Linked DNA regions of Homo sapiens: all the other regions are linked to region 5. The links are chromatin contacts, found by Hi-C in ENCODE. All regions are on one chromosome and are shown on one strand. The core of a region is the stretch at or near the end of the contact, and the rest is flanking DNA. Distances in the headings are between cores, read along the strand shown. Region 1 holds the start of ZNF45-AS1 (ZNF45 antisense RNA 1). Region 2 holds the start of ZNF284 (zinc finger protein 284). Region 3 holds the start of ZNF224 (zinc finger protein 224). Region 4 holds the start of ZNF222 (zinc finger protein 222). Region 5 holds the start of ZNF420 (zinc finger protein 420). Region 6 holds the start of ZNF234 (zinc finger protein 234). Region 7 holds the start of ZNF283 (zinc finger protein 283).

The links. Hi-C counts contacts between places; a loop is a spot of excess contacts on that map. Pooled maps may share reads with other maps.
Region 1: a loop to region 5 is called in a pooled map, with 13 times the contacts of the local background. The contact joins the promoter of ZNF45-AS1 here to the promoter of ZNF420 in region 5. A Hi-C loop is called at or near these places in 2 of 50 pooled maps.
Region 2: a pooled map shows a loop between it and region 5 (6-fold over the local background). The contact joins the promoter of ZNF284 here to the promoter of ZNF420 in region 5. A Hi-C loop is called at or near these places in 2 of 50 pooled maps.
Region 3: a pooled map shows a loop between it and region 5 (17-fold over the local background). The contact joins the promoter of ZNF224 here to the promoter of ZNF420 in region 5. A Hi-C loop is called at or near these places in 4 of 50 pooled maps.
Region 4: a loop to region 5 is called in a pooled map, with 9 times the contacts of the local background. The contact joins the promoter of ZNF222 here to the promoter of ZNF420 in region 5. A Hi-C loop is called at or near these places in 3 of 50 pooled maps.
Region 6: a pooled map shows a loop between it and region 5 (8-fold over the local background). The contact joins the promoter of ZNF234 here to the promoter of ZNF420 in region 5. A Hi-C loop is called at or near these places in 3 of 50 pooled maps.
Region 7: a loop to region 5 is called in a pooled map, with 5 times the contacts of the local background. The contact joins the promoter of ZNF283 here to the promoter of ZNF420 in region 5. A Hi-C loop is called at or near these places in 4 of 50 pooled maps.

Annotation. Positions count from the first base shown.
Region 1 is chr19:43,900,288-43,903,875 of GRCh38, forward strand. ZNF45-AS1 (ZNF45 antisense RNA 1) reads left to right here and starts at 1,579. Exons shown (of 3, transcript NR_184050.1): 1 at 1,579-1,857. It overlaps LOC100505715 (a long non-coding RNA gene), which reads right to left and starts at 1,516. Exons shown (of 3, transcript NR_038334.1): 1 at 750-1,516; 2 at 581-667. RefSeq lists an enhancer at 1,450-1,519.
Region 2 is chr19:44,069,879-44,073,528 of GRCh38, forward strand. ZNF284 (zinc finger protein 284) reads left to right here and starts at 2,281. Exons shown (of 5, transcript NM_001037813.4): 1 at 2,281-2,413.
Region 3 is chr19:44,092,114-44,095,842 of GRCh38, forward strand. It overlaps ZNF224 (zinc finger protein 224), which reads left to right and starts at 2,248. Exons shown (of 6, transcript NM_001321645.3): 1 at 2,248-2,417. RefSeq lists an enhancer at 2,058-2,167.
Region 4 is chr19:44,023,574-44,027,263 of GRCh38, forward strand. ZNF222 (zinc finger protein 222) reads left to right here and starts at 1,806. Exons shown (of 4, transcript NM_001129996.2): 1 at 1,806-1,905; 2 at 3,450-3,576. The coding sequence starts at 1,864. ZNF222-DT (ZNF222 divergent transcript) reads right to left here and starts at 1,709. Exons shown (of 3, transcript NR_184028.1): 1 at 1,542-1,709; 2 at 1,325-1,446; 3 at 1-326. RefSeq lists enhancers at 1,772-1,821, 2,052-2,101.
Region 5 is chr19:37,076,450-37,080,545 of GRCh38, forward strand. ZNF420 (zinc finger protein 420) reads left to right here and starts at 1,984. Exons shown (of 5, transcript NM_144689.5): 1 at 1,984-2,121; 2 at 3,896-3,939. LOC105372390 (a long non-coding RNA gene) reads right to left here and starts at 1,748. Exons shown (of 2, transcript XR_001754095.2): 1 at 1,649-1,748. RefSeq lists a silencer at 1,440-1,729 and an enhancer at 1,820-2,059.
Region 6 is chr19:44,140,208-44,144,361 of GRCh38, forward strand. ZNF234 (zinc finger protein 234) reads left to right here and starts at 1,347. Exons shown (of 6, transcript NM_006630.3): 1 at 1,347-1,526; 2 at 2,107-2,160. RefSeq lists enhancers at 1,375-1,774, 1,529-2,119, 1,785-1,834.
Region 7 is chr19:43,825,765-43,829,661 of GRCh38, forward strand. It overlaps ZNF283 (zinc finger protein 283), which reads left to right and starts at 1,557. Exons shown (of 7, transcript NM_181845.2): 1 at 1,557-1,680; 2 at 2,438-2,517. RefSeq lists an enhancer at 1,415-1,614.

The sequences.
Region 1 (3,588 bases), core at 329-2,828, 6.8 Mb after region 5:
AAAAACTCTAAGGTATAAGATCCATTTTCTTTCACTGAGTTCTCACAGTTCGATCATATCCTGACAATGCTGCTATAGCCAGAAAGATGCCTCTTCCCTGTGAACTCCCAAGACAGGTCATCTGAATTTCTCTAGTGGCCTTTCACATCAACTATCTTTCTTATCCCTATTCCGATTTCATTTTCCTTACTGGATACCAAGTCATTTGAGGATAGCAACTATATCTTTTTGTCATTGTATCCTAACAAGTACAAGCACATGGTAAATATCTGATATTTGACTCAAATTTTGAAACTAGGGTTTATCCTCAGGGAATGGCTATAAAAGGAAGCAAAGATCTCTGCAAAATGGTGTTCATTATAGACTAGTTTTTAGTCAACAATTAGAAACATAATAGCTCGCAGTAGGCAAAAGGTTAAATAAATTATGAAGAGAAGGGCTTAAGGGCCTTGAAAGGAGGCTGTAATGGCATATTCACAGATACGTCACTGTTAGGCAGGACATTTCCAAAGAGAAGAAAGGGTCTCATGTCTTTAAAATTAAAGAGCATCTTACAAGTAATGAGGAAATATAAACTCACCTGGACTTTAGCTTTCAGATGTGTAGCAAAAATTCTTTCCTCTTTCAGGATCTTTTTTTTTTTTTTTTTTTTAACAGAAGGGTAGCACTGGAAAAGAGAAGGCAATCATGAGACAGCTGGGGTTTCTTGGATAGCACAGTAACTTAGAAAATACCCTCAATGATCATACCTGCTCACCTACTTCACCGAGCACAACCAGATGGGAGTAGGAGAGAAACTGGAACAGTGTTGACCTTCCCAATACAAGAGAGGCCAAGATCAGTGATGCCTAGGGTGGAATCTGTCTCTAATTCACAGCAGGTTCCTGGGGCTGGAGCTTTAGAAATGCTATGGTTACAAACATAGAGCTGGCTCCTCGGCGCTTCCAAGGGGGAAATATCCAGGAGGGATGCCTATTCCTGAGAACTCTTTATCGAGTCTTCTCAGAGCCTGCCTTGAGGCCGCAACCAATTTCAAAAATCTCGTCTCAAGATCAAGTCTGTGTTTTCTTGCTGGGATCCTTCACGCCTCCATGAATCTGGCTTCTCTCTTTTACCTGCTGCACATCCCAAGTGTCTGTGAGGCGATAGGGCTGAGGAATCTGCAGAGCCTAGAGCCTGGAGTCACAGTGACAATTCACACAGGTACACAACACTGTTCATTTGTCTAACGCACACACACGTACACAACCCTGTTCATTCATCTCACACACACACACACACACACACACACACACAGTCTCTCACAGGCACACAGAAACTCCTCCTCTGCTGCTCAAGCAGACAGGCCTGAAATTCTACTGAAACTCCAGGGATGACACGCCCCGTTCACGCCCTGGGTCTTCTGGTCTTCAGCGCCTCTCATCCTCACCGCCGGTTCCATTCCAACCAGGGACTGTGGAAGCCTCCGCTGATTTCTGTGGAGACGATCTACTCACCACGTAGGGGCTACAGCAGCTCGGACACCGGAAAAAGATCTAGAGCTCGAGGGTGACCCTAGCGCGGTGACTTCTGGGAAATGTAGTCCACCCGGAATAACCATGTCCACGGCGCCCGCCATTCTGTAGCCTATGCTCGGAGGGCACATGAGCAAGAGCTTGACCATCTGTACCGTTGGTTGACTTGCTCTATTAAGGGCTATGATTTCAGGTCGTCCTGCGTGTTTAGAGGAGGCGAGTGGAATCTTGAGTCTCGGCTGGAGAAGGCAGAGCACGGGCATGCAGACCTCAAAGCCTCAAACCTGCGTGTGAGAGGAGAAGTTGGCGAGCTCCAGCGTATGGTCCACGGTTGGTATTCTAGGTGCGAGCTGAGGACAGGGGCTTTTGTTTTTCGCGCTCCCAGGTAGCGCCAGCACCTATAGTAGCTCCAGGAGCACAGAAGGCGTTAAGTGTGCATTGGTTTTAGAGAAAGAATGCCTGTGCGTTTTGTGTTTTCACTCTGTGACATTGTGAAATTCATTGTGTGAGAACATGGATGGGGTTGTATTCCGGATTATGGTTTGTTTCTAAGTGTGTTACTTTGGACATGAAATGGTTTGTTTCAGATTTTGAGATTATGTAAATTTTTTAAGCCCTCTCCCTTCACTCCTACTCCCACTCTGAAATTTCTCATGCCCAATTGCCATTCTCTCACTTAAAATACGAGTCTGGCTGATTTGTCCAAGGTAAATACTACTATGGCCTACTTATCCATTAGGCTGAATGGGCAAAGTACCGAGAGCCCACAGAAATGTTTTCTTTCAAAATAAGAAAATGAATTTTAAGGTCAAAGAAACTTAATATCGTAGTCTACTGGCGAGTGTATAAATTGATATAATCACTTGGGAAAACTATTTGGCAAGATCTATTGAATTTGAATATATGCATTTGCTATAACCTAGCAGTTCCATTCTTACCTTTAACCCAAATGTAAGTGTATACATATTCACCAAAATACATGAATGGGGATGTTTGTGGCATTGCCATTTTTATTGGAATTGCACTCAATATATGGGTACTTTTCAGGAAAATTGGTATTTTAAACATTGTGAAAAGGCTGGGCGTGGTGGCTCATGCCTGTAATCCCAGCACTTTGGGGGGCTGAGGTGGGTGGATCACTTGAGGTCAGGAGGTCGAGACCAGCCTGGCCAACATGGCAAAACCCCGTCTCTAGTAAAAATACAAAAATTAGCCAGGTGTGGGGGCCCGTGCCTGTAGTCCCAGCTACTTGGGAGGCCGAGGCAGGAGAATCGCTTGAATCCAGGAGGTGGAGGTTGCAGTGAGCCGAGATCGTGCCACTGCACTCCAGCCTGGGAGAAAGTGTGAGATTCTGTCTCCCCCTACAAAAAAAGAAAAAGAAAATTGAGAAGGGACCTCCAGGAAGATGGAATAGATGTACTTTTTTCTATTTGTCCAGCTAAGTACAATAAAAACCCTGGGCATTAGTTATAAAAAAAGAGAAAAAGAACACTGAGTGGTAGAGAAAAGGTAGACTGGTGCTGAGTTCCCTTGATTTTCTTTGTGCCTCCTTTGTGCCAGACTTAAAGCCAAAGAAGCTAGCAGTCCCAATACACCAATGGGCACAGACAAAAAAGTCCCAGCAAAAGCCTGCTGTCTTTAGCCAAAAGACAAGGAAGAGGGCAGCCTAGCAAGAAGGAAAACTTTTAGACAATTACTGCCATGCTCTAGTCAAAACACCACAGGAAAAACCTTCAGCACTATCCCCAGCATGCCAGCAAAGACCCATGCTTCCACTCTTGCCTGGAGAGTTAGGACTTTCCTCCCCACCCCTCAACCCAGTGCTAACAGTAGAAGCCACATGGAGTGCAGTAATAAGGCACTCCTTTCCCTCCAAATTAGAAAGGTATCAGTGGAGGTCTAGTGGGAAACCGGAACTCCCACCCCTGCCACTAGTAATGAGGAGCCCCCCTGTGGGTATCAATGGAGGCTGAGTGGGAAATCTGGATTTCTGTCACCACCTAATAATAATGAGGCAGGATCCACTTCCCCTACCACAGTGATGTCAGAGGAGAACAGGTGATATAAACTGAAT
Region 2 (3,650 bases), core at 1,031-3,530, 7.0 Mb after region 5:
TGAATAAAAGCTATTTTAACTGGAGTGGGATATCTCATGGTAGTTTTGATTTGTATTTATCTGATGATCTATGATGTAGAGCACCTTTTCATATACCTGTTTGCCATTTGTATGCCCTCTTTTGAGAAATGTCTATTCAGATATTTTGCTCATTTTAAAATTGATTTATTAAATTTTTTCCTATTTGGTTTGAGCTTCTTATATTCTGGTTATTAATCCCTTGTCAGATGGATAGTTTGCAAATATTTTCTCCTATTGTGTGGGTTGTCTCTTCACTTTGTTGATTGCTTCCTTTGCTGTGCAGAAGCTTCTTAACTTGACGTGATCCCATTTGTCCATTTTTGCTTTGGTTGTCTATGCTTTTGGGGTATTACTCAAGAAATCTTTGCCCAGACCAATGTCCTGGAACATTTCCCCAATGTTTTCTTGTAGTAGTTTCATAGTTCGAGGTTTTAGATTTAAGTCTTTAATCCATTTCGATTTTATTTTTGTATATGGTGAACAACAGGGTTGAAGTTTCATTCTTCTATATGTGGATATCATGTTTTTCTAGCACCATTTATTGAAGAGACTGTCCTTTTCCCAATATATATACTTAGCACCTTTGTTGAAAATGAGCTCACTGTAGGTGTAGAAATTTATTTCTGGATTTTCTAGTTTACGCAGCACTAAAAAGAATGTACTGTACATGAAGTGATTTCTAGGATATGTTGTTACATGACCATAGAAGAGTTAGAAACGTGCTTTCTTTTAAGTAATAATGGAAAATAAGAAATCTACACATACTGATACGGTTTGGCTGTGTCTCCACCCAAATCTCATCTTGAATTATAGCTCCCATAATTCCCACATATCATGAAAGGGACCTAGTAGGAGGTAATTGAATCATGGGAGTGGGTCTTTCCCATGCTGTTCTCGTGATAGCAAGGACAGATAGAGGAGTGACTTTGAATAGAATGGGAGGCAGGTTTGCCCTAAGCGATTTCCAGCTTGAGATTTCCTTAGTGATTTTGGGGGCCCAAGATATTTTCCTTTCACAATACTAAGCAGTTTAATTTCTCTTAAATGTGGCATTTCCACGTCTAAAGAATATTAATATGAAAACTTTAAAAGTGGGAAGATAGCTTTTCCAGGAGGGCAATTGGCCCTCCATATTGGCCCTTGACAGGGCAGGAGCATCGCCATCTTGGACAAACACTGCCATTTTAAAGTTCGCGTTGATCAAAAACTGCCTAAATCCAAAGGGCATCAGCCTAATGGCTAAGGTCAGCATGACCATAAACCACAAATGACATCTCCAATCAGAAACATTCCAACCATAAGATAAACCCCTCCCTGACCAGAGACATGCCAGCACCGAGATAACCTCCCTTCCATTGGAGAGATGTCAGTCCCAAGATAACTTCCCCTCCAACCAGAGATATTCCAACCCCACAACAGACTTCTCCCCAATACAGAAACATTCTAAGCCTGTGGTAAGCTCTCTCTCCCTAAAGCCAATACATACTCTTAGTCCGTAAGAGAGAGCGCTCCTGACTGCAATCGGCCAGAAGGCCCTCTCGGTTTATTCTCCAAAACGAACCTGTCTTTGACTGTTGAGCCGCTTTTCGTGTTTTTTTTTTTTTTCTCTTTAACTCTTACAGCCCTCTTAAACACTTAAACTGTGGTTGTTTTTCTTGCCAAACCAGTGGTACAACAGTGTCTGGTTGTACCAGGGGCTGGTGCCCCACTCAATGCCTCTCCCAAACCATTTTTCCTGGCCCATTATTTAAGCTCTTAGATTTAGCCTCATACTATTAGCGTCTAGTATATTAGCCTTTCAGCCATCTCCTGACCGCTCCACAGTCACTCCCCGCTAACTCCTTGAAGATTGTATCTCCTTGCTTTGTTCTCTTTCAGTAACACTCCTGTCATCATGGGAGGCGTGTAGACTTCAGGAATTCCTGTCTATTCAATATTTTCTCTCGAGGACGCAGGGAGAGGGAAGGACCACTCTCAGGGCCACAGTCCATATTCCAAACCAGGCGCTTGGGTCTATGGGATTCATTCCTCGTGGGCATTGCAGGAAGTGTAGTCAAAGAGCACCGCGGAGTCCCACGCTTCCCGCCGGAAGGTGATACTATAGAACGTCTCCTTTGAGATTCAAGGAAGTGTAGCGCAGGAGATCTGTTGAATGACGAGCAAGTAGGCTCAGGACGGCGTATCCGGGGAATTCTGGGAAATGTAGTTCACACGCTGCGCGGGGTAGGGGCACTTCCGCTCCCGGGGGGCGAGGTTGCTGCAGTGCATTCGGTGGTAGTTTGGTGTCAGTCCTGTGTCTTGTCGGTCCTTCTAAACGTGTCCCCTTACGATGCTGGCTCGCAACCACCTGGAAGTTGACTAAGGGGAGAAGGAGTCTCGTTGGAAAACGGAGGTTTGGAGGGACAACGGCCTCTCTTTTCGTTCTTGTCAGCGGAGCCTTCTTGGTCTTGGGGCTGTCCTCGCGTCCCCGGGCATGAGGCTGGGGGTTGGGACTTGGTCGGGACGCGTCTCGCCTGGTTTGAGGGTTTTTGGGGCTCTCAGCTCGCTCAGTCCGCCTCCCTCCATCCCACCTGTGAGGCTACTTTCTCACAATTTAGGGTTGGGATGTTATTAATCTCCCTGTACCTCCCACTGCTGTTCTTTAAAATGGGGACTTTAGGACCATCCTAATGAAATCGTTTTGGGAACTGGAAGAGGTAACACAAATGAAAGCCTTAAAGCAGCCCCTCCCTTAGTGACTGGTGGTCTCTTCTTAGTGTTTATTTCCCACGAAGCCTGTCAGGTCCCCGGGTGGGGTCAGAGCTCCATCTGCAGGGATCCCCGCCCTTGTCTCTGATTCCTGCAGGACGCTGGGTGATCCCGGACGCTTCTGACCTCTTTTTAGGAAGGCGAGGGTTGTTTCCATTTCCACGAAGGGAGAGGAACATTTAACTTTTATGCCGGACGGCAATGCGGTCAGGGTGTTTCACAGCTTTCTCCTTCCCCAGCCTGATTCTCAAAAAGAGCTGCAGGGAGGGACTTCTTGGCTACTGAGGGCAAAGTTCCACGAGAGTGGTCCTTGGCTTTTTTTCTTTTACAGAGATGCTCACCCCGACCAAGAGTGTAGGATGTGTCCTCAGGCATGGGTGTTGATAATAATTAAGCCTCAATTGGTAACTTTATCCCAAGAGCTTTATACAAGTAGTCACATTTTCGCCACACCGTGGCTCTGTGGAGAGGTACTACTTTTTTCAGTTTTAAAGATGAGTGAGATACAAAGGAGCAGGAGTTATCTGAGAATAGTCACCTAAGCAGTAAGAGGTGGAGCTGCGGTTGAAACCTGGGCGTTACAGGTCAGAGCCTTAGTTGATAATCTTTTGGATACATTCTCATTGAGGCAGAGGAACTAGCTGGAATCTAGTGGGGAAAGCAAGCTAGGACTTGATTGAAGGGAGCCTTGAGAGCAAGGCTTATGGGCTTGGACTGTTCTGGGAGTTTATCAACTATTTCATTCATTAGAACTATTTCATTTATTACAAATATTTCACTTGTTATGCAGCGGTATGATTGTGGAGCGTTCAGAAATTGGAGAAATACGAGTAGTACAAGTTTATAATTACCCATGAATCCAGCATGTAAAGATAGTAACT
Region 3 (3,729 bases), core at 998-3,497, 7.0 Mb after region 5:
TGGCAGGCACCTGCAGTCCCAGCTACTTGGGAGGCTGAAGTAGGAGGATCGCTTGAGCCCAGGAGTTTTGAGGTGTAGTGAGCTATGCCCACTGGGTGTCCACACTAAGTCGACATCAACATGGTGATCTCCCAGGAGCAGAGGACTACCAGGTTGCCTCAGGAGAGGTAAACTGGCCCAGGGTGGAAACACAGCAGGTCAGAACTCCCATGCTGATCAGTAGTGAGATGTTGTCTGTGAATAGCCACTGCAATTCTGCCTGCACAACGCAGGGAGACCCCGTTTTCAATTTATACACACACACATATACATATACATATATATTTTATACATACATATATACAAAATAAGTATTGGAGAGGATGTGGAGAAATTACTACCCTCACACACTGAAGGTGGGAATGTAAAAATGGTGCAGTTGCTGTGGAAAATTGTTTCGTGGTTCCCAACATAGAATTACCATATGAATCACTAAATTTCATATCTAGGTATATACCCCAAAGAATTGAAAGTAGGTGATGAAACAAATACTTGTACACCACTGTTTGTAGCAACACTATTGACTACAGCCAAAAGGTGGAAAGAACCCAAATGTCCCTCAATCAATGAATGGATAAACAAATTGTGGCGCAAGCCTGTAATCCCAGCACTTTGGGAGGCTGAGGTGGGCGGATCACCTGAGGTAAGGAGTTCGAGACCAGCCTGACTAACCTGGTGAAACCCTGTCTCTACTAAATACAAAAAAATTAGCTGGGTGTGGTGGCGCATGGCTGTAATGCCAGCTACTTGGGAGGCTGAGGCAGAAGAATCGTTTTAACCCAGGAGGCGGGGGTTGCAGTGAGCTGAGATCGTGCCATTGCACTCCAGCCTGGGCATCAAGAGGGAAACCCCACCTCAAAACAAAACAAGACAAAGCAAACAAAAAAAACAAATCGTAGTAGAAACATAAAATATTATGAAGTACTGGTACATGCTGTGATGTGGATGAACTTTAAAAGCAGTATGCTGGCAGGGCGCGGTGGCTCACGCCTGTAATCCCAGCACTTTGGGAGGCCGAGGCGGGAGGATCACGAGGTCAAGAGATCGAGACCATCCTGGCTAACACGGTGAAACCCCGTCTCTACTAAAAATACAGAAAAATTAGCCAGGCGTGGTGGCACGCGCCTGTAGTCCCAGCTACTCGGGAGGCTGAGACAGGAGAATCGCTTGAACCCGGGAGGCGGAGGTTGCAGTGAGCTAAGATCGTGCCACTGCACTCCAGCCTGGCACTTTTTTTGAGATTCCGTCTCAAAAAAAAAAAAAAGAAGCAGGATGCTAAGTGAAAGGTGTCAGAAACAAAAGGTTCCATAATGTATAATTCCATTTATATGAAATGTCCACAATAGGTAATTCAATAGGACAGAGATTAGTGTTAGACAGTGACTGCTTAGTGGGTATGGGGTTTTTGGGGTGATGAAAATGTTTCCTAACTTTTTATTTGTACTACATATATCCTAAAATGGTGAATTTCACGTTTTGTGCATTACACCTCAATAGAGATGTTTTAAATAATAAAATACATTAAAATGTTTTGCATAGATAAAACAATAAAAAAAAACGTTTTTGTTGAGAAAATATTTGCGAGATAAAATGTTAATATCATGAATATAAGAACAGTGCTTGAAAAGTGAGGGATAAAACCAAAAACTCAATAAGAAAGTGGGCAAAACATCTGGACAATTTACAAAAAATGTAATAATGACACCTGAAAATATGCAAGAATATGCCATCTTTACAAGAGTTATAAATTAAAACTACATGCCATTTCTTACCACTGGCAAAACTTATTTGAAGAGTGTATCATCTCGCTTGTTCCCTTTCCAGTAACACTCCTGTCCTCACTAGAGGGGTTTAGACTTCAGGAATTCCTTTCTATACGGTATTTTCTCTTAGGCACCCAGGGAGAGGGAAGGACGACTCTCAGGGTAGAAGTCCACATTTCCCAACAGGCGCTCGGGGGTACGAGATTCGTTCCCCGTGGGAAGAGTGGTCAAGGGCTTCCCAGTAGTCGTCAACACTTCCCTTTGAGTGTAATGCTGCAGGAGTACAGTCCAGACCCTCAGTGGAATCGCGGTCGGTTTAGCTCCGGCAGTTGGGTCCCAGGGAATTCTGGGAAGTGTAGTCCAGACGCTCAGTGGAGTCGCGGTCAGTTTGGCTCCGGCTGGCGGGTCCCGGGGAATTCTGGGAAGTGGAGTCCAAACATTCGGTGGAGTCGCGGACACTTCCGCTCGGGGACTGAGGTTGCTGCAGTTTTTCCGCGATAGTTTGGGGCAGTTCCGCGCGTTGCAGGCCCTTCTGAATTTCCTGGACCTACGCATTGGATCCTCAAAGAACTGGTGATCGAATTAGGGGAAAAGGGGCCTCGTCGGAGAGTAGAGGTTTGGAGGGGCAAGGGCCGCTGTTTGCGTTCTCGTCCGTGGCACCTTCTTGGGCTTGGGTCTGTCCTCGCTTCCCGGGGGCATTGGTACTTGGTTGGGTCGCGTCTCACCTGGTTTCAGGGTTTCCGGGGCTCTGAGCTCGCCCACTCCGCCCCCTGCACCCCACGCGCGTGGCCACTTCTTCTCGATATAACGTTGGGGTGTTAATCTCCTTGGGTTTCCCGTTACTGTTCTTTAAAATGGGGACTTTAGGGCCATCCTAATGGAATCGTTTTGGGAACTGGAAGAGGTAACACAAATGAGAGCCTTAAAGCAGTCCCTGTCACTTGGTGACTGGTGGTCTCTTGTTAATTTCCCACGAAGGACCGGGTGGGGTCAGAGCTCCAGCTGCAGGGGCCTCGGCCCTTCTCCCTGATCCCTGCAGGACGCTGGATGATCCCGGAAGCCTTCTGACCTCTTTTTAGGAGAGCGAGGGTTGCGTCCACTTTCATGAAGGGAAAGGAGCATTTAACTTTTATGGGGGACGGCGACGCGGTCAAGGTGTTTCACAGCTTTCTCGTTCCCCAACCCGACCTTTCCAGAAGAGCTGCAGGGAGGGACTTCTTGGCTTCTGAGGGCAAAGCTCTACGTGAGTGGTCCTTGGCTCTTTGACCGAGATGCTCACCCCAACCGAGAGTGTATAGGTTGTGTCCTCGGGCATGGGGGTCGATAATAATTAAGTCTTAATTAGTAACTTCATTCTAAGGGCTTTATACAAATAAATTTACGCCACACCGTGGCTCTGTGGAGAAGTATTGCTTTTTTCTATTTTAAAAACGAAAGTGAGACACAGAGCGCATAGGCACCCGACTAGTGAGAGGTGGAGCTGGGGTTGGAACCTAAGCAGTCTGGGTCAGAGCCTGATTTGATCTTCTCTTGGGATACGTTGTCACTGAGGCAGAGGAACTAGTTGGACTTAGGTGGGGAAAGCAAGACTTAGGGGCTTGAAATTTTCTGAGTTTCTAAAAATGTTGTCAACTATTTTGTTTCAATCATTACAAATATTTTGTATTCTTATAGAACCATGTCATTGTACAGCATTCTATTTTTCTTTATTAAGAACAAAATGGGCCTGGCGCGGTGGCTTACGCCTGTAATCCCAGCACTTTGGGAGGTCCAGGCGGGCGGATCACGAGGTCAGGAGTTCGAGACCAGCCTGGCCAACATGGTGAAACCGCATCTCTACTAAAAAATAATTACAAAAATTAGCTGGGCGTGGTGGTGGGCGCCTGTAATCCCATCTACTCGGGAGGGTGAGGCAGGAGAATCGTTT
Region 4 (3,690 bases), core at 556-3,055, 6.9 Mb after region 5:
GGAAGGCGAATATAATTATGGTTCAACATACAAATATCAATGTAATACTCCACATGAGCAGAGTGGAAGGTATAAATCACATCATGTCAGTGAATGCAGAACATTCAGTTTCACAAAATTCAGCACCTAGCACCTTTTCATGATTGAAATACCAAATAACTAGAAGGAGAATAAACTACCCCAGCAAAATAAAGGCTATATATGGAAATTCTCAGAGCTGATTGTCATACTCAATGGTGAAGGACTGAAAGCTTTTCTTCTAATATCAGGAACACAATGAGTTTTCTCCACTTTTCCCACATTTAGTCAATGTAGTATTGGAAGTTCTATGCAGAACAATTAGATAGAAAAAGAAAATAAAGCTATTAAAATTGGAAACAGAGGTAAAATTGTCTATATGCTAATGACATGTTCTTATATATAAAAATTCTAAAGAATTCACAAGAAAAAAAAACTCTTAGAGCTAGTAAAGTCAGAAAGTTGCAGGAAAAATATCTACATAGAAGAAGCAGTTGTATTTCTATACAAAAACAATTAATCTGAAAAGGAAAATAGTTCCCTTTGCAATAGCATTAAATAAATAAATTACTTAGGAACTGTCTTAACCAATGACAAGAAACACTTGGACACTGAATTTTGCAACATCTTACTAAAGAAAATTAAAGAAGGCACCCCAGGCATGGTGGCTTATGCCTGTAATCCCAGCACTTTGTGAGGCCCAGGCAGGCGAATAACTTGAGGCCAGGAGTTCGAGATCAGCCTGGCCAACCTGGTGAAACCCCTGTCTTCACTAAAAATACAAAAATTGGCCAGGTATGGTGGTACGTGCCTGTAATCCCAGCTACTTGGGAGGCTGAGGCAGGAGAATCGCTTGAACTCAGGAGGCGGAGGTTGCAGTGAGCCAAGATTGTGCCACTGCACTCCAGCTTGGGCGACAGAGTGAGACTCTGTCTCAAAAAAAAAAAAAAAAAAATTAAAGAAGGCGCAAATAAATGGAGATATATCCATTATTAATGGATTGGGCGACTTGATATTGCAAGGCTGTCAATACCTATATCTATAGATTCAATGCAATCCTTAATCACAGTAACATTTTTCTCAGAAATGAAAAAATCCACCTGAGATTCATGTGAAATATCAAGGGACACTCTCTCCCATGGTCATATTTTAGACCTCGTCATTTTCTAGCAAATATTCCTCCATAATAATTTGCAGCACTACTCTCCAACAACTTTGACTTGTATTTCCACCTTGGTCCCACCAGCATGCTAGCATCAGTAATATTAGAACCTCGCCAATACCTACAGTCCACTGAGACGATCACCTTTTTACTCTTTCAACTCCTCGTGTACTCACAGCCTGCCAAGCACATTTCTTGTCAGGAGAGGACAGCTCACTTCTCCTAATGTCTCACTTCCCAAAATTGTGTCCCATGAAAATTTCTAGCTAGATGAAGGCAGAGAAAGAAAATATTTGATTTCTTAGGCTTTATGGAAGCGATAGGAATGGCAATAGTGGTTTGGAATGGAGACTGCACGCACCAGTCAACAGGGTGTGTCCCGAATAAGCAGTGGGTAAAGGACATTTACTGAAATGCTATCTCCAACTCCACTTCAGGAAAGCTTGCTGCAGAGTTAGAGTGATATAGTCCAAATGCTCTGTTTGAGTCGCGGGCCCTTTGTCTCACACGGGCGAGTCCGGGGAATTCTGGGAAGTGGAGTCCACACGCTCTGTGGAGGCTCGAGCACTTCCGGTCCCCAACTGTGACGTTGCTATTTCATTTACCACAGTAGTTTGAGTCATTTCCACATCTTGCGAGTCCTTCCGAACGAGTCTCCTTTCCTTGGGGCTCGCAACCACCCAATGATCGATTCAGGAGAAAAGAAGCCTGGGCGGAGAGCAGAGGTTTGGAGGGGCGCGGGCGGGGATTGCCGTTCCAGTCAGCTGAGCCTTCTGGCGTCGGGGGGCTCTGCTAGGGTCTCAGGGAGTGGGATTGGCGCGGCCCGGTGTGCCCTACTTTGACCTCGCTTAGTCCGCCTCCCTCCTCCCTACGTGTGCAGCCCCTTTCAGTGTGGTGTGGAGTGTCACTTAATGTCCGTTTATCTTCCATTGCTGGTTCGTTTGTTTGTTTGTTTTGTAACGGGACTTTTCGGACCATCCTAATGGATTCATTTTGGGACCTGAAAGAGGTAACACAAATGAGAGCCTTAAAAGCAGTCCCTGTCACTCGGTGTCTGGTGGTCTCTTGTTAATTTCCCACGAAGCCTGTCAGGTCCTCTGGTGGGGTCAGAGCTCCAGCTGCAGGGGCGCCGGCCCTTCTGCCTGATCCCTGCAGGACGCTGGATGATCCCTGACGCCTTCTGACCTCTTTTTAGGAAAGTGAGGGGAGCATTTAACTTTTATGGGGGACGGCAAAACGGTCAGGGTGTTTCACAGCTTTCTTTTTCCCCAGCCCGACCTTTCTAAAAGAGCTGCAGGAAGGGACTTCTTGGCTACTGATGGCAAAGCTCTACGTGAGTGATCCTTGGCTTTTTTTCTTTGACAGAGATGCTTACCTCAACCGAGAGTGTGTAGGATTTGTCCCTCGGGCATGGGTGTCGATAATGATTAAGCCTTAATTGGTAACTTTATTCCAAGTACTTTATACCCCAAAATACATGATCTTCACAGTGGCACTGTGGAGAGGTGCTGCTTTTTTCATTTTAAAGATGGGCGTGAGACACAGGTGGAGCAGGAGTTGAAACCTAGGCAGTCCAGGTTAGAGCCTGAGTTGATCATCTCTTGAATGCAATTCTCATTGAGGCAGAGGTACTAGCTGGGAACAGGTGGAGAACGTAAGTTAGGACTTGATTGAAGGCACCTTGAGGCAAGGCTCAGGGGCTTGGACTTCTATAGGAGTTTTTGTTTGTTTGCTTTTTGCTTTTTAATTTTTTTAACCTTATCTACTATTTTCTTTCTCTCTCTCTCTCTATATATATATATATTTTTTTTTTTACAGAGTTTCGCTCTTGTTGCTTAGGCTGGAGTGCAGTGGTGCAATCTTGGCTCACTGTAACCTCCGCCTCTCGGGTTCAAGTGATTCTCCTGCCTCAGTCTCATTTTCGTCAAAGGGCCCGCGACTCAAACAGAGCATTTGGACTATATCACTCTAACTCTGCAGCAAGCTTTCCTGAAGTGGAGTTAGAGATAGCATCTCAGTAAATGTCCTTTACCCACTATTTATTCAGGACACACCCTGTTGACTGGTGTGTGCAGTCTCCATTCCAAACCCCTATTGCCTAATCAGTCATTGTCAGGACACAAACAGAATAAGTAGGAAATCTATAAGCTGACCTATGTCTCTCAAGATCCAAAACAACTTTACACTTGTCCCTTGTGCCAGTGCAATGCTGCTGTCTCCCAATAGTCTTTGGCCGTAAGATTGAGGTGACATCTGCTTGATGTTGTAGGAGGCAGTGACCTTCAAGGATGTGGCTGTGATCTTCACTGAGGAGGAGCTGGGGCTGCTGGACCCTGCCCAGAGGAAGCTGTACCGAGATGTGATGCTTGAGAACTTCAGGAACCTGCTCTCAGTGGGTGAGGACGGGCACCCCCTGTAATGGAATGTCAGGCCCCAGGAGTGGTTTTTTAATCCTAGGGTTTTCAAGTTTGAGTGTGCAGTGAGAACCTACATTTCCAGTAAATTTTGCC
Region 5 (4,096 bases), core at 734-3,233:
GTGCCATGTTGGTGTGCTGCACCTGTTAACTCATCATTTACATTAGATATATCTCCTAATGCTACCCCTCCCCCTACCCCCACTCCCTGACAGGCCCCAGTGTGTGATGTTCCTTACCCTGTGTCCAAGTGTTCTCATTGTTCAATTCCCACCTATGAGTGAGAACATGTGGTGTTTGGTTTTCTGTCCTTGCGATAGTTTGCTAAGAATGATGGTTTCCAGCTTTATCCATGTCCCTATAAAGGACATGAACTCATCCTTTTTTATGGCTGCATAGTATTCCATGATGTATATGTGCCACATTTTCTTAATCCAGTCTATCATTGATGGACATTTGGGTTGGTTCCAAGTCTTTGCTATCGTGAATAGTGCCGCAATAAACATACGTGTGCATGTGAATTGGACATAATTCTTGCCTGACTTTGACCCACTCTAACTCAGTGCAATTTAATTATCTATATTTCACATAGCTATGCCTGATCACACACACAGGTTCATTCCCTCAAGAATTCTGATCACCAAATTTGCTATTCCAGTCACATTACCGGTAAGAGATCAATGTATTTGATATATGGTCTTGCAAGACCAAGTTTTATTAATTTTTTTCCCTCTGAAGGAGTGGTGAAATTATACTCTATCTTCTCTGTGCTGGAAGTTCACAAGTTTTTGATTATTCAAAAATCATAAAAGGCCAAGAGGTCTTGAAGTAAGTAAAAATAAGTTCAGGTTTACCAACAAACTCTACAGCCTTAAGTTACTTTCTGCCGGCCAAGGTTTTCTCATCAGAAAATGAGGACAAGTGTTTGACCTAGAATTTGGGAAATCTGACTAGTGCTGTACTGTGCTAAAATTCACTCTTCTTATGTATAACGTTGTTTTATTATTTTATTAGTTGATGGCCTCTCAACCGTACCCAGTAATAAGAGAAACTTTACCCTCTAATTAGAAAATAATGGATATCTACTTTTGGCCTGCTGTGGCAGAGGAAAAGGCAGTTACCCTAGGACTGGTTTTGAAATAATCTTTCTAAAAACAAAGAAAAAACTACGTTAATTTTGGATTCTTCCCGATAACACATATATTTGATCCAATAGAAAAATGATGTCTAAATTACTTGTCAGATAAATTGATTATCTTTTCCAGATTATTACATTACTATTTAAGGAAGAAATAACTTGGCCATAGTATTTTCACTGTCACACACGATCACACACAGCTCATTTGCTCTTGGCACCCTTACAGACACTGAAATACAAGCACAAAGAAAGCACGTTTATATAACACAGATCACCAGTTACTCAATTACGGCCACACACAAAAAAGCAGATATACATACAGATACCCTTCATAAGCAAACCACAATAGAGATCTGTGTAAAATCGTCTTACTCTGTTAGACGATTCTACACAGTTATAAAATCCCATTACTACGCAGCTTAAAGTACAAATCACCTCACACCCCACAGCAGGAAGAATCACACACAGGCAGAAACACAACCATACACACCCGGCCACGGAAAGACTCTCAGTCCACCTGGCATCTCCCATTGTCACACACACCCCAAGGGCCTGGGAGGGCACACACAGGGTCCTCTGCAAATCCGAGGTTCCGGCGGGTCCCCGCACCGGCCCCAGCTCCTCCCCCGCACCTGCCTGGCCGGCGGGTCCCACCCTCTCTCCTGCCAGGGGTAGACCCTGGGACCACTCAGCTCGCTCTCGCAGGCCCTGAGCGTCTGACGCCTGCGCACTGAGCGCGGGCGGGCGGGCACTCCCAGAAACCTCCGGGGCGCTGCAGGCGGGACAAGCAGGTTCCACAGGCCGAGCCCACGAGCCCCTCGAGGGGTGAGCGGCCCGGGCCTCCTGGCGTTCTGGCCGGCTAGCCAAGCGCTGGACTACATTTCCCAGAGGCACGGCGTCCGGAGCGCTGGACTACATTTCCCAGAGGCACCGCTCCCGGAGCGTAGCTTCATTTCCGTTAGTTTGCGAGATTTGGAGGCCTCGCGTGGGGAGAGGGCCGCGTCTGTGGAGGAGCTTGGCTCCGCACCTGCTGGGCTGGCGAACCCGAAATTGGGCTTGGAACCCGGGAGCCAGATCTTGGACCCTGAACTGCACCTCTGTCAAGGTAGGAGTGTCCGGGATGCCGGAGCGGACACGCGCGGAGAAAGCGTCGCTGGGGTTACTCGTGTGGCCGTGTCTCCGGTTTTGTGTGCAGGCTACAGCCTGCCTGGTATTGGCGACTGCCTGTGCATACACGACTGGACGTGTGTGGCTGTGGTTTTGTGTATGAGCATTTGTATGAGTGTGAGTTGTGACTCTGAGGGTGTTTGTGACTGTTTGCTTACCTGGCTGGGATATACTTATGTGACTGTGATTTTATGTGTGCCGCGTGTATAATTGGGGTTTGCCTGTGACTATGAAGTGTGTGACAGTTGTGACAAGAGTGTTTGGATGTTCTTGTGTCACTTTGAGGTTGTGTGTAAACCTGATATCGTGGGATGGATTTGCCAGTAAATTTAAGGTGTGTGACAGTGTTGCTGTGACACGGTGTTTATTACCGCGTGTTTCCCTGATTTCGTACTGGGTTGGGTGACTGTCTGATTGTGTGTGACTGTGGGGTTGTGTGTGCTGTTTTCATGACTGTGTAAAGAGACTAAAATTGCAGCTTTGAAAGGGTGTTTTTGGCGGTATGTGTCTCTGACAAGGTGCTTGGATGTAATTATATGCCTTGTACTTAATGGGATTTTGTTTGAGACAAGGTGGTCTAACAATGTAGCATAATTGGGTGATTGTGCCTCTAGCTGTGTAACTGTGGAAATGTGATTATGTGTGACTTTATGTGGCCATTTGTATATTCTGTGACCTTATGGGGGTTTAGTCCAGTACAGAAGTAAATTTCTTTTTGGTATTTCTGGGGTTCATTTGGGGCTGAGGTCTGCCTATGGATTGTGAGTCCCATGTGGCTCTGTGCTCCTCCCATGTGGCTCTGAGGACTTAAGGACTTTTTGATTTGACCACAGTGGCTGCCCTTTCATCCATGGCCTGTATTGCTTCATTTCTGTATCCATCCTCGGTTCACCTTGGGAAATGTAGTTACTTACGAGTTCACGACTTCTTCCCTGCGTCCTCTTGCCTTATAGCCTTAAGGGGATTGGGTGCAGGGAAGTGGCAAGAAGTAAGGAAGTCAGACATTTGGACACCTGAGTGATGAATAGGAGTTATTTGCAAGTTACAGACCTGGTCTTAGGATGAGAATTTTAGGGCTGATAATACCTTCAAGACAGCCACTGGATGCTGTGCGCGGTGGCTCACATCTGTAATCCCAGCGCTTTGGGAGGCAGAGGCGGGTGGATTACCTGAGGTCATGGTTTCACCATGACCTCTACTAAAAATACAAAATTAGCTGGGCGTGGTGGCGCATGCCTGTAATCCCAGCTACTTAGGAGGCTGAGGCAGGAGAATTGCTTGAACCCGGGAGGCGGAGGTTGCAGTGAGCCAAGATCAAGCCACTGCACTCCAGCCTGGGCAACAAGAGTGAAACTCATTCTCTAAATAAATAAATAAATAGGCCACTGGAAATATAATGGGACTCCAGGAGTGGGAATAGTTTCAGAGGGAGTGCTTTAGGAGACAGCCACCCAGTTCTGAACCTGAAGCACCCCACTGCAGGACTGTCTCCAGTGTACAGCTTTGAATACAGAAATAAATTCAAGCCCAAGACAGCTGTGACCTGGCCCTTCTTTCTGATACAGAAGGTAGAAGACTTATTCTAGTCTCCTCCTGACTTTTCTTTATGTTAAATGAGATTAAGAGGATGGAGGAAGAGGGTATGTTATAATTTAGCATATTCCCCAAGAAAGGCCTAATATCTCATTCCATTTTTCTTTTTCTGAGAGTAGAGCCCAGAGGAGAAAGAATGGCTGTTTCAGTAGCAATGTCCAAGGTGAGTATTTCCTCTTTGTTTCCTGAAATACCTTTGTTATTACAGGACATAGACATTTTTGTTTTCTTTTTGAAATTTCTTGCCTTCTCAAATGATAGAGGGGCAAGGCAATTTTTGGTAGATTGAGAGCAAAGAAAATGTGCCATTAATCGGGATA
Region 6 (4,154 bases), core at 97-2,596, 7.1 Mb after region 5:
TGGGTGGGGACACAGATCTAAACCATATCAATAGGCCAATGTATGTTTATGGGGAGAAAAAAATCTGGTTATCTTTTTTTTTTTTTTTTTTTCCGTGACAGAGTCTTGCTCTGTCGCCCAGGCTGGAGTGCAGTGGCATGATCTCGGCTCACTGCAACCTCTGCCTCTCAGGTTCAAGCGATTCTCCTACCTCAGTCTCCCGAGTAGCTGGAATTACAGGCACGCACCACCATGCCCGGCTAATTTTTGTATTCTTAGTAGATATGGGTTTTCACCATGTTCTCCTGGCTGGTCTCGAACTCTTGACCTCATGGTCCGCCCGCCTTGGCCTTCCCAAAGTGCTGGGATTACAGGCGTGAGCCACCGCACCCAGCCCCTGGTTATCTTGAAGAAAGATTTTAGATGGGTTTTTTTCTGATTTTGCTTTATTCTATTATTTATTTGTATCAACCAATGTAAGCCAGATTCCAAATTGCTAACTATAATGACGATATTTTAACCAAAAAATATAAAGGAAGAAAATAAAATATGTTCCTTCACGTATAGGATCCTCCTTAATGCTACTGCATTAAATAAATCATAGGCATTGGGTGTCTGACATCAATGCCAAGCGCTTCACCAGTTATACTTGCTTTGAAGTATTGGGCAATTTAAGAGCTTCTCTGAAATTTGGTGTTTTTACCTCTTCAGTAGACATAATACCATGAAAAGTGTAAACGAAAGAAGATAGCTTTTCCATGAGGACAGGGCTTCCCCACTGGCCCTCTCAAATGATGATTGTTTTTCCTGCCAAACCAGTGGTACCACAGCGTCTGGAGTAGGGGCTGGCACCTTCTTTGTTCTTCATTGCCTCTCCCAAACCATTGTACTTGCTCACTCTTCCAACTTTTAGTTTTGGCCTCATATTATCAGTTTATAGTAATCAATCATCAATCATCTACTGACCCCTAAAAAGTCATTCCCCATTTAGTCCTTGAAGATTGTATCTCCTCGCTTGTTCTCTTTCCAATAATCCTCCGTAGTCCTGGGAGGCGTTTAGACTTCAGGAATTGCTGTCTATTCAATATTTTCGCTCAAGGACTCAGGCAGAGGGAAGGACGACTCTCAGGGTCACAGTCCACATTCCCTACCAAGCGCTCAGCGATATAGGATTCGTTCCCCATGGGCAGTGCGGGAATCGTAGGCAAGGAGCACCGCGGAGTCCCATCGCTTTTCCCTGAAGGGTGAGATTCTGAACGTTTTTCCCTCAGCATTCTGAGTGTAATCCAAACGCTCAGTGGAGTCGTGGTCCATTTGACCCACGCAGGGGGATCCGGGGAATTCTGGGAAATGTAGTCCCGCCAATCAGTGGAGTCGCGGGCACTTCCGCTCCAGGGAAGAGGGGGCGATTGTCACGGCACATTCCACGGTAGTTTCTTCCAGTTCCGCGACTCGCGGGCCCCTCCTAATGTCAGGGACTTAAGATTGGGGCTCGCTGGGACCTGGTGGTCCGGTTATGGGAAAAGAAGCCTCGTGGGAGAGCAGAGGTTTGGTGGGGCGAGGGCGGCGGCTTTTGTTGTGTCAGCGGAGCCTTCTTGGGCTGGGGCTCCCCTCGTGTCCCGCGGCGGGAGGCGGGGGGCATTGGGACTTGGTTGGGTCGCGTCTCGCCTGGTTTGAGGGTTTCCGGGGCTCTGAGCTCGCCCACTCCGCCTCCCTGCACTCCAGGCGCGCAGTCACTTTTTTACAGTGCAAGGTTGGCGTGTTAATCTCCCTGGGCCTCTCCTTGCTGTTCTTTAAAATGGGGACGTTAGGACCATCTTTGTAGAATCGTTTTGGTAACTGGAATAGGTTACACAACACAAACAGTCCCTGTCACTTGGTGAGTGGTGGTTTCTTGTTACTTTCCCACGAAACCTGTTAGGTCCCCCGGTGGGGTCAGAGCTCCAGCAGCAGGGGCCTCAGCCCTTATCTCTGATCCCTGCAGGACGCTGGACGATCCCGGACGCCTTCTGACCTCTTTTTAGGCAGGCGAGGGTTGCGTCCACTTCCACGAAGGGAGGGGAGCATTTAACTTTTCTCAGGGACAGCGACCCAGTCAGGATGTTTCACAGCTTTCTCCTTCCCCAGCCTGAAAAAGGACTGCGCGGACTGACTTCTTGGCTACTGAAAGCAAAGCTCCACGTGAGTGTGACTTGTCATTTTTCTTTTACAGAGACTGTATCTTTGTAGCATGTGTAATAGGGCATGGGCATTTATAATAATTAAGCCTTAATTGCTAACTTCAATTCTAGGGGATTTATACAATTAGATACGTTTAAGCCGCAACGTGACTCTGTGGAGAGGTACTGGTCATCCAAGTAGTAAGAGGTGAAACTTGGGTTGGAACCTAGGCATTCAGGGTCAGAGCCCGAGTTGATCATCTCTTGGATATATTCTCATTGAGGCAGAGGAACTAGCTGTACTCAGGTGGGGAAAGTAAGTTAGAACTTGATTAAAGGACCTTAAGAGCAAGGCTAATTGCCTTGGAGTTTTCTCAGTTTTTAAAAACTGTCAACTATTTTGTTTCATTTATTACAAATATTTCACATTCTAATAGAACCGTATCACTGTGAAGCATTCAGAAATTACAGAAATACGAAGATACAAAAATTGTAATTACCTATGAAATCAGGATGTAAAGATAGTAATGGTTAAATTTCTAATGCATTTTGTTTTAGTGGTTCCATGTTTATATTACTTATAAATGTTTTACAAAATTTTTATTATACATTTCTCAATGTTTTTCTATTTATCTGCTTATCCATGGAAATTTCCAGATAAAGAGATAATAAACTAGTGACCTGCCATATTCTATCATGCTCATTCTTATTCTTCTCATTATTATTTCTCCTATGACTATTTCCTGATTTTTTAAAAAAACTTTAACACAGTAATTATATAATTTTAAGTCTATAGAAAAGTTGCAAAAATAGTATAAGAGGGCAGGGCATGGTGGGTCATGCCTGAGTCCTGAGTTATGGAACTGAGGCACTCAGGGTCACAGCCCGAGTAATCCCAGCACTTTGGGAGGCCAAGGCCTGTGGATCACTTGAGGCCAGGAGTTTGAGACCCGCCTGGCCAGCATGACAAAAACTCGTCTCTGGCCGGGCGCGGTGGCTCACGCCTGTAATCCCAGCACTTTGGGAGGCCGAGGCGGGCGGATCACGAGGTCAGGAGATCAAGACCATCCTGGCTAACATGGTGAAACCCCGTCTCTACTAAAAATACAAAAAATTAGCCGGGCGTGTTGGCGGGCACCTGTAGTCCCAGCTACTTGGGAGGCTGAGGCAAGAGAATGGTGTTAACCCGGGAGGCGGAGCTTGCAGTGAGCCGAGATTGCGCCATTGCACCCCAGCCTGGGCAACAGCGCAAGACTCTGTCTCAGAAAAAGAAAAAAAAAAAAAAAAGAAAACCCGTCTCTACTAAAGATACAAAAATTAGCCACATGTGGTAGTGCGCGCCTGTAATCCCAGCTACTCTGGTGGCTGAGGCATGAGAATCGCTTGAACCCAGGAGGAGAAGGTTGCAGTGAGCCAAGATTGCACCACTGCTCTCCAGCCTGGGCAACAAGAGCAAAACTCTGTCTCAAATAAATTAAAATAAAATAAAATTAATTTTTATGAGTAGATATACTTGTTAGTGGGCAACATACTGTAAAGACCAGCATCCCCTGTTCCCCTGTTTGCTTATTCATTCATTCAAAAGTAAATATTCTATCAATATGGACTCAGAACGCAGTCTTGTTAAATTAAATGACATGTAGATTAATAATTTTTTTCCAACTTTATTGAGGTGTATTTTATGTATCAGAATTCACCCATTTCAAGTGTACAATTCAGTAATCTTTAGGAACTTTGCTGAGTGTAGTAATCATCATCATCATTTAGTTTAGATCATTTTCATCCCCCAATTGGACTCCTCTTGCCCATTTACAGTTAATCCCCATTCTTATCCTAAATCCCCATCAACAAGTAACCTACTTTCTTTATAAACATTTGTCTGTTCTGAACGTTTCATATACATGAAATCATACAATCTGTGGTTTGGTGTGCCTGGCTTCTTTCACTCAGCATAGTGTTTCCAAGGTTCATGCATGTTGTAGCATGAGTCAGTACTTCATTCCTCTTAATTTCCAA
Region 7 (3,897 bases), core at 307-2,806, 6.7 Mb after region 5:
GGGGGAAAGGGTGGAAAGGGGGTGAGGGATAAAAGACTAAAAATTGGGTGCCATGTACACTGTTCAGGTGATGGGTGCACCAAAATCTCACAAATCACCACTGAAGAAGTTACTCATGTAACCAAACACCACCTGTTTCCCAAAAACCTATGGAAATAAAAAATTAAAAAAAAATCAGACCCCCAAAATATTCAGAGTAGTACTTGTGGGAGTCATTGAGCAAGTAACATGGGAAGAGAGGAGGCTGCTTCCACCAGTGGTTTTGGAGGTGGAGCAGATGCTGATGATAATGAAGTCCCAGATGGGAAACGGGGATGGGTGCCGAGGAAAGCTCAAGGACCCTGCAGATGAGGACTCAGACCCACGATACTGGATGAGGCATCCATGTCACCATGGGAGTCAACCAGGGTAGTGGCCTCAGCTGAGGCAGGGGAAAAGCTGGGATCCAAGAGCTCTAGTCTTCTCTTGATAAGCAAGAGAGACCAGGAGGTGAGAGATGGCAGAGGATGAGAGAGGTGATATCAGTGACCAGAAAGAGCCCCTAAAAAGTAACTTCCTTTTCTTTCTGTTAGTTTTAATATAAAATTTCGCTTTAATATTTTTAGACAATTCTTTTTTAAAAAAGTATTTATATCCAAAGGTTCTTACCACACCAACCACAGCCCCAATCTTTTTGCCCTAACCTCAGAATCAGTTAGTTGTCTCCTTTAAAACCTTTCTCTCTCTCACACACCCACACACACACACACGCAAACACACAGGAGAGAGAGAGAGGGAATATATAGTATTGTTTTTGGAGTATGAGTGTGTGCTTCAGAATAAATGGTTTCATACTCTATAAAAAATGAGATTCAAATTTTATAATCCATCAAGTTTTATTGGAACACAGCCATGCTGGATTGCTTGTGCATTGTTTATGGCCGCCTTTGCACTGCCATAAGTCTCCACGGTCACAATATCCACTCACTACCACTTATTGTTGTCTTTCAACAGCGGCATATAAAATCTGTAACACAGTTCATCTCACACCTAATAAAACAGACTCACACAGGCATAAATTTAGAAAACATCCCATGAACATAAACAGGTCCACGCAGGGTCCCAGACACCGAATCGAACTAAGAAACTCCCTCACAGCAAGACACACCCATCTGTTCAATTGCCAGACACTGTTCCAGGCGCTCATACCCAGGTAAACTGGTAGTGTCGCGCAGGTCATTTCCAGCGAACTTACCCCGGATTCCCTTGCTCGCTCACGTCTAAGTCCCCAGACACCCCAGTCCCATCTTCGCCTGTTCTAGACTCCAGAATGCGTTCCTTAGCGAAAGCTGAGAACCTTTTAATTCGCTCTCAGTCAACACCAAAGACCCTCAAGCAAAAGCAAGAGCTCCCGGGCGTCTTCGAAAAAAGCGCCTTTGACAGGTGAAGCCAAGTTGCATGCTGGGAGCATCCCTGCTGTCCAGGTTTCAACTTCCGGAGACTCTGCCGCTGTGGACTACATTTCCCAGAAGTCTCCGGGGCACAGGCCTTTTAGGGGCGGGGCGAGCTTGCCTGCCAGAAGCTCCTCTCCCAGCCTGCGAGCATTTCCAGGCTCTTGTTTCCCATCAGCCTCTGGGTCCAAACTAACCACAGGTCTCTGGGTCCTTTTCCGGTGTCCTTAAGGTTCTTGGACTCTGCATGGTGAGTTGGTCGTGTCTGTAGAAGTAATCAGCCCGGGTGAAGCTGGGAGGGCTCGGCTGGCTTTACTGGGGCCCGACTGGAACCGGCAGTGAGGGTGGGGGTGGCATCGGGGGTGCTGGAGGTGGGGAGGGCTGGGTCACGGACAGAGCGTGTCGTGTCCGGATCCTCAAGCCTGTGTGCACGCGAGCAGCCGAGGGACAGTGTGTCTCAGACGGCGTGGCAGGGACGGGGCGTGTCCCCACGGAGGTGGGTGCAGTTGTGAATGTGTGACGGGCTGACAGGGTGCGTGGCCGTATTTGTAAATGTGATTTGCTTTGACCAAATGCTCTAGGTTCCCTTTAGCCTGTCTTCGGGCCTGCCACAATTAAATGACCGCAAGAAAGAAGTCTATGCTAAGCCCCATAATGAACGTTTCAAGCAAGAAGGATGAGAATTTTAGATCTGGAAGTGTCCGCGGGACAGGATCTTGTCAAGACCTGATGGGGAAGTTCTAGAGGTGGGATTCCTAGAAGAGGGGCCTCTAGGAGCTCTTTGGTGGTGAGCTACATGTTTCAGAGCCATTGCAAGCAGACCTCTGTCCCCAAGAATTGCCCTCAACACAGAGACAGACTCTAGCCTCCCTTTTCATTCCGTTTGGTTTTGTGTGGATGAAGGCAGAAGTGGCCCCAGAGGGTGTTTTGCTCTTCTTTTTCTTTTTTAATTAAGTCTGTGACGCGCTAGAAATGCTGATGTCTCATGTTACTGTTTTTTCCCCCAGTGCTGCCAGGTTGCCAGATTTCTAAGAAGGAGTTTGAAGAGGAGAAAAGGATTTTTGCATGTTTAGAAATCAAGGTTCAGGTGAGGTTTTTTATACATACTTTTTAAATACATACACATACAATTACCTTTGCTTCTAGGTCATGAGAACATTTTCTTTCCTTGGCCTGAAATATCTTGACTGGGTTTTCCCAGTTACATGACCCGCCATGCTGGTACATATTTCCTCCCAGTGGCCCCCTATTGTTCTTCTCCACAATTCTTACCCACCTGTTCATATGGCAAATTGTTCAAATACTTCAGTGCATTATGATGCACTGAAGAGTTATAGAAAGGCACCTCTTGTAGATTGCTATTAGAGCATTATTTTATACTATGATTATTTGAAGAGATTAGTAATTAGGTGGTGTTATATAAACATTATTTTTTATCTTTTCTGTAGTCATAATTAAAATTTTTTTTTAACTTTTTTTAGAGACAAGGTCTCACTCTGTTGCCCAGGCTGAGTGCAGTAGTATAGTCATAGCTCAGTGCAACCTTGAAGTCCTGGGCTCAGGTGTTCCTCTGGCCTTGGCGTCCCAAAGTGCTGGGACTGCAGGTGTGAGCCACCATGCCTGGCCCATAGTCATGATGCTTAAAGAAAGGCAAGGTATAAGGGATTTTAAGTAAGGGAATGTTTCTGGCAGTAAATGACAATGTTGTCTGCTTTGTGAGGCTTTTAGGGGTGGAAATATGATTGAGCTTTGAACATAGGGATTTGTAATTTGCACCAACAAGAGTGGGGACTTTCAGATAATCTTTAGATAGAAATCTGTAACATTTCCAAGCATGACTTGTTTGAAGTCCAGCTTTCTGTGGCATGTAAGAAGCCGTACTATGTTGTAGTTAAAAATAAGGCCCTGGGGTCGGGCACAGTGGCTCACGCCTGTAATCCCAGCACTTTGGGAGGCTGAGGGAGGTGGATCATGAAGTCAGGAGATCGAGAACATCCTGGCTAACACGGTGAAACCCCGTCTCCACTAAAAATACAAAAAATTAGCTGGGCGTAGTGGTAGGCGCCTGTAGTCCCAGCTACTCGGGAGGCTGAGGCAGGAGAATGGCGTGAACCCGGGCGGTGGAGGTTGCAGTGAGCCAAGATTGCACCACTGCACTCCAGCCTGGGTGACAGAGAGAGACTCCATCTCGAAAAAACAGCAACAACAAAAAAATTAAGGCTCTGGATCCAAAGTATCTGAATTCAAATCCTGGCTCTGCCTGTTGGTAGCTGTGTGTGCTTAGACAATTGATTCAGGCCCTCTGTGCCACATCTATAAAATAGGGACAGGATAGTACCTACCTAATGGAGTTGATATGATGTAAGATGAGATATTATATGTAAAGCTTCGTAGAGCAGTGTCATCCCCATGATATGGGCTTACTGAATATTGAGTTGCTATTATTGGGCTCTTCTAGATTATTTCC